Linked DNA regions of Homo sapiens: region 1 is linked to region 2. Evidence: read pairs that join two places in POLR2A ChIA-PET (ENCODE). Cell type or tissue: GM12878. All regions are shown on one strand. Links, peaks and the distances in the headings refer to the core of each region. The heading gives the core; the rest is flanking DNA. Region 1 holds the start of LOC124900188 (small nucleolar RNA ACA64). Region 2 overlaps SETD7 (SET domain containing 7, histone lysine methyltransferase).

Evidence for each region. ChIA-PET counts read pairs that join two places held together with the same protein. Peaks named below come from ENCODE experiments on the same cell type or tissue, not always from the same donor. Only the 100,000 strongest peaks of a DNase experiment are listed, where the experiment ranks them.
Region 1: POLR2A ChIA-PET joins it to region 2 with 5 read pairs; 5 of 35 experiments call an interaction of 5 or more read pairs at or near these places.

What each region holds. Positions count from the first base shown.
Region 1 is chr4:139,436,354-139,440,754 of GRCh38, forward strand. LOC124900188 (small nucleolar RNA ACA64) reads right to left here and starts at 141; the gene lies at 15-141. It also overlaps a transcript of RAB33B not described here. In GM12878, for the core only: no CTCF peak of the experiment used is centred there; no DNase peak of the experiment used is centred there.
Region 2 is chr4:139,519,613-139,524,013 of GRCh38, forward strand. SETD7 (SET domain containing 7, histone lysine methyltransferase) reads right to left here. Exons shown (of 8, transcript NM_030648.4): 5 at 3,742-3,823; 6 at 665-782. Among named protein-coding and RNA genes, the nearest start is that of SETD7, 34 kb to the right of the region's middle. In GM12878, for the core only: no CTCF peak of the experiment used is centred there; a DNase peak (open chromatin) is centred at 2,589; H3K27ac peaks cover 1,170 bases.

The sequences.
Region 1 (4,401 bases), core at 276-4,275, 83 kb before region 2:
GGAGAGGCCGCGGGGCCTGTTGGGGCTGGGTTTCACCGCCGCACATGTGTCAGCGTGCGGTGAGCTGAGGCCCCTGGAGGCTCTGGGCGCCGAATCTCACCCGCTGCCATGGCCAAAGCCGGGGGGTGATTTTCAACCAATGCCGGGTGGTTTCTTTTTTGATCTAATGGTTAAGAGTGTGTTAATTTCTATGATTTTTAAATTTTCCAGTTTTCTTTTTGTTTTTGATTTCTAAGTTCATCCCATTGTGGTCAGGGAAGATATTTTGCTGTCTTTTAAAATCAATTCAGACTTAATTTATGACCTATCTTGGAATTTATCCTATGTATACTTGAGAAGAATGTGTATTTCATTGTTGGGTAGAGTGTTCTGTATATGGTTGTTAGATCTAGTTGGTTTATTGTGTTGTGAAAGTCCTATATTTCCTTGCTTAGATTTTGATGGTTCTATCCACTACTGAGATTGGGATATTAAAGTCTCCAACTATTAATGTAGAATTGTACTTCTCCCTTCAATTACGTCAATTTTTGTTTCATATATGTTGATGGTTTGTCATTAGGAGCATACATGTTTACAACTGTTAAACCTTCTTGCTGTATTGAACCTTTTATGTTTTTTATTTTTTTAAGACAGGATCATGCTCTGTCGCCCAGGCTGAAGTGCAGTGGTGTGATCATAGCTCACTGCAGCCTCCAGTGCTTTGGCTCAAGCTATCCTTCTGCCTCAGCCTCCTGAGTAGCTGAGACTACAGGCACATGCTACCATGCTCAGCTAATTTTTTAATTTTCTGTAGAGACAGCGTTTCACTGTGTTGCCCAGGCTGTCTCCAACTCCTGGTCTCAAGGCACCCTCATACCTTGGTCTCCCAAAGTGCTGCGATTACATGCCTGAGCCAACGTGCTCATCCTGAACCGTTTTTTAGTATATAATGTCCTTCTTTGTCTTTAGTAATCTTTTTTGCTTTGAAGTGTATTTTGTTGTATACTAGTATCGCCATCCTTAATATTTGGTAATTAGTTTCATGGAATATCCTTTCCCATTCTTTCACTTTTAACCTGTTTTTGTCTTTGGATCTTAAGTCTCTTACAGACAGCATATACAGTCATGTATCATTTATGTATGGGTATATGTTCTTAGAAATGCATTGTTATGCAATTTCATCATCATGTAAATATCACAGAAGGTACTTACACAAACCTAGATGGTATGGTATAGCCTATTGCTCCTAGGCTACAAAGCTGTTACGGCATGTTACCATACTAAATACTGTAGGTAACTATAACCCAATGGTGTTTGTATATCTAAACATAGAAAATATATAGTAAAAATACGTTATTATAATCTTACCATTGTATTACCATCCTATGTGCATTCCATCATTGACTGAAATGTTATGTGGCACAGGAGTCTTGAATCATGGTTTTTTAAAACCCATTCTTCTAATCTCTGTCTTTTCACTGAAGTTTAACCCATTTACATTTAAAATAATTACTGATGAGGGAATTCTGTCATTTTGCTATTTTCTATATATATTGCAGCTTTTTTTGGTTCCTCATTTCTTATCTGTCTTCTTTCATGTTTAGTTGATTTTTGTAATGAAACTTTTAACTTCCTTTCTTATCTTCTTTTAGCTATTTTCTTTGTGTTATCATGGGATTACATTTGACATCCTAAATAAGGAAGCTTCTAACATAAATTTATAGCAGCTTAATTTGAAAAAGATACAAAAACTGCTCCTTAACTGCCCTGTCCCCCACCCCTTTCAGCTGTTGATATCACATAATTACATCTCTATATAACATGTGTCCAAAACAAACTAAATCTATTAGTCCCTTAAATTAAGTAGAAAACAAGATGTGGAGTTACCTGTTGTGAAAATGTTTTCTGGGTATGTGACCACAAAGTGCATTGTAGCATGCAGTGACCTAAAAATGCATACCAGTGCTAAAATAACTGCTGCTGTCTGCAACATCCCTCCTCTCCTTAGGAATGTTGACCAGACTCTACAAAACCCAAACAGTTCCTGTAAGCAAAGAGTAAACAGATTAAGAAAACAACCAGACGGCTTAACACACCATCAGTGACTTCCCCCGCCCCTTCCATTCCCTCTTCATGATATAAAAGACTAGATAGGCATGTACTATAAGCACTGAAATCTACCTTGTCTTGCTGCTGCCCAAGGCTGCCTTATAAATTTCCCCTGGATAAATCTTTGACTACCTGCCAACCCGGAATCATCTGCCTTTTTTTTTTGGTCTGATGGCAAATCAGTAATTTGCCTCCACTTGTAGAGGGCAATTCTCAGTCCTGGCAGGGAGTTTTCCCAACAAAAGCAAAGTTACAATAACACTAGCTTTTGGCCTAATCATTGGTTTTTGTTAATGTATTGGTCTCAAGTCATGTTGTAAACAAAAAGTGGAGTTACATACCATTGTTACAATAATACTAGCTTTTATAATTTCCCATGTATTTACCTTTACTTATCTTTATTTCTTTATACAAGTTCAGTTACTGTCTAGTGTCCTTTCAACTTGCAGGACTTCATTTAGCATTTCTTGTAGGGCAGGTCTAGTGGTAATGAACTCCCTCAACTTTTGTTTATCTGGAAAGTCTTATCTTCTACTTCAATTTCGAAGGACAGTTTTTGCCAGGTATGGGATTCTTTTATTTTTTTTTTGACACAGAGTTTCGTACTGTTGCCCAGGCTGGGGGGCAGTGGCGCAATCTTAGCTCACTGCAAGCTCCGCCTCCTGGATTCATGCCATTCTCCTGGAGTAGCTGGGACTACAGGCACCCACTACCACGCACAGCTAATTTTTTGTATTTTTAGTAGAGATGGGGTTTCACTGTGTTAACCATGATGGTTTGGATCTCCTGACCTCGTGATCCGCCCGCCTCGGCCTCCCAAAGTGCTGGGATTACAGGCGTGAGCCACTGTGCCTGGCCAGATATGGAATTCTTGATTGATAGACTAAATTTTTTCTTTTACCACTTTGACTATATTAGCTCATTGTCTTCTGGCTTCCAAAGTTTTTGATAAGAAATCTGCTGATAATCTTATTGAGGATCATTTGTATGCGAAGAGTCATTTCTCTTTTGCTGCTTTCAAAATTCTCTTCTGATAGTTTGATTATAATGTATCTCAGTATGTGTTTCTTTGAGTTCATCCTACTTGGTTTATTGAACTTCTTAGATATTCATATTCATGTTTTTCATCAAATATGGGAAGCTGTTGGTCATCATTTCTTCAAATATTCTCACCAGCCTTTTCTCTCTCTTCTCCTTCTGTAGTTATCACAATGTGTATGCTGATCTGGTTGAGGTATCGCACAGGTTCCTTAGACTGCTTTCACATTTCTTCAATCTCTTTTCTTTCTGTTCCTCAGACTCAATAATTTCCATTATCCTCTCTTCAAGTTTTCTGACTCTTTCTTCTAACTGTTCAATGTGCCTTTGAATCCCTCTTGTGAATTTTTAATTTCAGTTATTGTACTTTTTAGCTCCAGAATTTCTTTTTGGTTTCTTTTAGGTTTTCTATCTGTTTTTGATATTTCCATTTTGTTCATAAATAATTTTCTTGACTTTAAATTCCTTTTGTTTTTTGAGTCTCTTTAGGTTTCATTTGAATGGGTTACACTTTCCTGTTTCTCTGTATCCTTTGTGATATTTTTGTTGAAAACCAGACATTAGAATTTACTAATGTGTTAACTCTGGAAATCAGATTCTTCCTCTTCTCCAGGGTTTGCTGTTTTTGTTACTGTTTTTATTATTTTTGTTTTTTTGATTGTTGTAAGCCCTCTTTGCCTAAGATGAGTCTGAAGTATAAATCTAAGGTCTTCTCAGAGGTCTTTTCTGAGCCTGCACCATCCCCTAGGCTGTGCCATGACTTTCTGATTTCTCTCATATATGCAATTGTGTTTATGTCTGGCTCCCAAAAGGGGAAAATGAGAAAAATGAATGGGAGTGGGGAGGGAAACACCAGCTCTTTAATTCTCCTGGAAGTCACTTCAACCAGAAGGTGAGGGGCTTGCAACAATGGAAGTGCAACAATGGCTAATGACTCTCTGCACCTCTGTGATCACGAGTGGCAGTTAGGAATCAGAGCACAGATCTAACGTTTTGAGGACAATGTACTTTTTGCCCCCCTAGCTCCTACAAGCTGTGTGCAAACCACTCTAGGAACATGTGCACAGCTGCGTGCCATGAGATTCAGTGGTAGGAGATGGTTAGCTGCTGCTGTGCCAAGACTGGAAATTGACCAATTTTTTTTTTTTTTTGAGACAGAGTCTCGCTCTGTTACCTAGGCTGGAGTGCAGTGAGGTGATCTTGGCTCACTGCAACCTCCGTCTCCCAGATTCAAGTGGTTCTCCTGCCTCAGCCTCCAGAGTAGCTGGGACTACA
Region 2 (4,401 bases), core at 266-4,265:
ATAAATGCAAAGGTGAACATAAATGTGGAATATTAGCCATAAGCTTAAGGTCCCATACACGTAATATAAGTCAGACAAGGAAGGAGCGCATAAGCTGTGCTAAAAACATTGAACTTTTGCCCTTAGGCAGACACTTAGGGAAATTAACTGTAAAGTGAAGAAACAAAAACAGAAAACATATATGAAGCCTTTGACATATATCAAAGATTGTATCTTAAAGGTAAGAGGTGATTCAACTCTTTAACATTTTGTTTTTAATTTTTTTGACAAAAGAACTCTTCCTGACAAAATGTAGGATATAGTATAGCATGGCTTTTGCACAAGAAGATGTAAGGGGCCTTCCTATAAAGCACCCCACCCAAGGTCATGAGTTAGTTATTTACAGAGTCTGACTGGATCTCAATTTTTAAGACATTGGTACAGTCTAATATACCAATTACTGTCTTATTGATGGCATTACCCCACTCTCTATAAAATAGCTCTGGAACTTTTAAAAAAAATCGTATTAAGGCTTAAAATAAAGAGGATGAAAATGTCCAATCATTTTTACAAAAAAGCCAATCTGCTTCTTTAACTTTCTAGTGAGTACTAAGGTAAAGGGATTTTGTTTGAAGCAAAGCCCTTTAACCAACAAAGTTGATTTTCCACTGTCAGCCCCACTCACCTCTTGGTGTGTAATTCGAACTCCATTATAAAAAGACATAACAGTATTAGGTCCCACAGCTACCTTTGAAAAAAGTCCTTCTCCAGCACTGGAAATAAGAGATTCAGCAACATAAACCCTAAATTGAAAAAAGAGTTGAATAGTGACCTTTTCAGCTTAATATGTCATTCCTTACATCAACTGCCAAAATATCATTAAGGCTACTGATTCCAAAATGTCAATTCATAACCCAACTAAGAAGGGAGGGAGGAAGAAAAAGTTAAACCACAATATTTTGGCATTGGAAATTAAACAAACGGTAGTTATGTCTCTTTTAGGAGTGGTGTTTAAAATTTGCTTTCTAATATAGAAATTATCATTATATTTTCATAAAGATGCTCAGTGCTTGATATGAGGTATTTTTTGGAAGAATTTTATGTTTTTAGTTGATGACAATTTTCACTGCCTTACTGGACAAGTAAACATTTTTTCAAAGTTAATTAAAGCTATATCTAAGTTTGTCAGTGTTAGATGGGAGGGAAAGGAGGCTGTTTTAGTTAAGCCTCAAGATGTATCTTCTATATGCAACAGTGACAAACAATTAATAAGATATATCCAATAAGCATTTCCCAGCAAAAGGGTTCATAACAGGGGTCAGTTAACTATGGCCTGAGGGTCCAGTCTGGCTGCTGCTCATTTTTGTAAGTAAAGTTTTATTGGGACACAGCCATACCCATTTGCTTAGTATTGCCTATGACTGCTTTAGCTCTACAAAGGCAGAATTGAGTAGTTGCAACAGATATTATATGGCTTGCAAAGCCTAAAATATTTACTATGTGGCCCTTTACAGAAAAAGTTTGCCAACCACTGGTTTATAAGAAAACAGCTGGTCGGGCGTGGTAGCTGATGCCTGTAATGCCAGCACTTTGGGAGGCTGAGGCGGGTGGATTACCTGAGGTCAGGAGTTCAAGAGCACCCTGGCCAACATGGTGAAACCCCGTCTCTACTAAAAATACAAAAAATAGCTGGGTGTGGTGGCGGGTGCCTGTAATCCCAGTTACTCGGGAGGCTGAGGCAGGAGAATCACTTGAACCCAGGCGGTGGAGATTGCAGTGAGCTGAAATTGCACCATTGCACTCCAGTCTGGACGACAAGAGCAAGACTCTGTCTTAAAAAAAAAAAAGAAAAAAGCGCTCATAATTACGGAACTGGATTTAACCAGACGCTGGGATGGAATGACCCTACAGGAACTGATCATCTGTAATTTTAGTTACATGGCTCTTATGCTTATTCATGAACTGGAAGACTGATTTATTGCTTTCAACTCTTTATTTCTTCGCTGTGATAGAATTATATACATCCTGCCACTTTGCCACGTGACCTTGTAGTGCCTCCCTCAGGGTGGGTGGAGGATACATCCTGCCCTACTGACTTCTCGTTTGGCCATCTGATCTGCTTTGCTGGTAGAACATGGGCAGAAGTGGCTGCAGGCAAGTCTCAGGTGTGAAGGGCTGGGGCAAATTTCTGCTGGCCTCCTCCAGACTTTTCACTGTCTCCATTAGAAGAATATGCCCTAGGGGGCTGTTGCTCCCTGTTTCTCTTGTAAAGAAAACATGTGAAACAGACTTGAACCCAACTTGAAACCTGGAGTCCAGCCTAGGCCAGCTGAGCTTAGCTGATTCCAGTCAGAAGTGGCTGAACCTCAGCCAACCTATAGAACTATGGTGTAAAACAAAATGTTTGATTCTGTAAACCACTGAAAGTTCTGAGGGCATCATTATGCAGCCTCATCACAACAATAATAACAGAAAAGACTAACACGTATGGCTATGGTCTTGTGTTTCGGAGCTAACAAAGAAGCTAAACCCTTCCCTTTGTAACTGGGCCAGAGCCTCATGTCAAAAAAGAGTCCATTCATCATTGTGACATTGTGGGGTCAGCCCTGTCAGTTGAATGGAGGAAGAGGCCTATTTCTCAGATGGGAACAGAAACTGAATGGGAGGTAAGCCATGCTTACAAAACACGAGGCAAAGAGAAAACCAATTTCAGATAGTACGCTTATTCATAAACAGATCTGTTGCTAAGGAATAAGAAGAATCCCAGAGAGGGTACCAGAAAAAGCCACATCAAGACTCAAGAGCTAGAGTTTAGCCATCCTCATAAATAAGACATGAAGTAGAACAGGATGTGACCCTCTGGGAGTGGGCTTACAAACCAGAAACTTGTCATTTATAAGCTAGAATGTTTTTATGCCTCTTATACTTTCTTTGTTTCACTCTTGTCTTCTGTTTGTGAAAAAAGAAATTGTCTTGTGTTCCAGAACACCTCCGCTGGTCTAAGATGAAATGGAGGCATCCTGTGTGCACAGGCTAGAGCTTTAAAGAGCATGAAATGTTCCCCTAGAGGGCCAGCATGTGACTGCAGCACAGACCCTAAGAACGGGAATGCTCGGCCAGGACACAGCTGGCTGCCTGGCCCAGCTGCTCTTTTTTTTTTTTTTTTTTTTTTTTTCTTTTTAGATGGAGTCTTGCTCTGTTGCTCAGGCTGGAGTGCAGTGGCATGATCTCGGCTCACTGTAACCTCTGCCTCCCAGGTTGAAGCAATTCTTGTGCCTCAGCCTCCCGAGTAGCTGGGATTACAGGTATACGCCATGACACCCAGCTAATTTTTGTATTTTTAGTAGAGATGGGGTTTCACCATGTTGGCCAGGCTGGTCTTGAACTCCTGACCTCAAGTGATCCGCCCGCCTTGGCCTCCCAAAATGCTGGGACTGCAGGCATGAGCCACCATGCCTGGCCTCAACTGCTCTTTCTACCTGGAGGTTTTACTCTAGGACAGACACACAAGCTGTTCTGTGATTTATGGGTGAGGAAACTCTCTTACAGGGTCAGATTCTACATAAGAATAAAAACACTCTTCCTCAGAATATAGAAATATTTATTTGAGGGTTGGCAAAGGAAAAGGACACTTTCATGAGGAGCTTGGTCTGAGCTGGAACCCAGCCTGGGCAGAGAGCCAAAGAGGTGCATAAGTTCCTACCACTAGGCTTATTTAACCTCACATAAACAGTGCAATTAAAACCCCAAGGAGGAAATTACCTTTCTGATTCATAAGGATCTGGAAGAAGAGCATTGGTAGAAATGCAAGATGAAGTCGACTTATCAAAGTGGTACACTGAATCTGAAAAGCAAACAAAAATACCAGTATAGGTGCAGAGTTAGGGAAGAGCATTTATAACACTTCTCTCTATTCATGGGACAACGAAGAGTTAAAAAACCAAAAATCTTAATCAAGTTATACCAACTAGAATGAAGTTCTTCAATTTAAATGGATACATTTTAGATTTACGCTTCAGTTTTATTTTCAGGCCTTCATGAACAGCCATCAGATGCATCTCTTAACATTCCAATTCACTCTTGAATTTTCCTTATTAAAATGACTTAAAGGATGCTTGGGAATCAATAAAATGCTTTGTCATGAAATTCTGAGATCTCTTGGCTCAGATCAAATTGGATGATGGTTTTAAATTTTTCTGGTGGTTTTCTTCATTACAGATACAGTCTACAGAATCCAACAACTGAACACTGGCAGTTGTCTCCTTCACTAAGAATAAAATTCTGCCTCACCAGAATTAAGGAGAACAGCACTGCTTTTGATAAAGCATTAACAAAGTAATCTCCTTTCTATTACGGTAGTTCAGAAGCCAATTAGTAATTTACTCTAGAAATCAAGGCACACAACCACCCTAGAAGGAACAC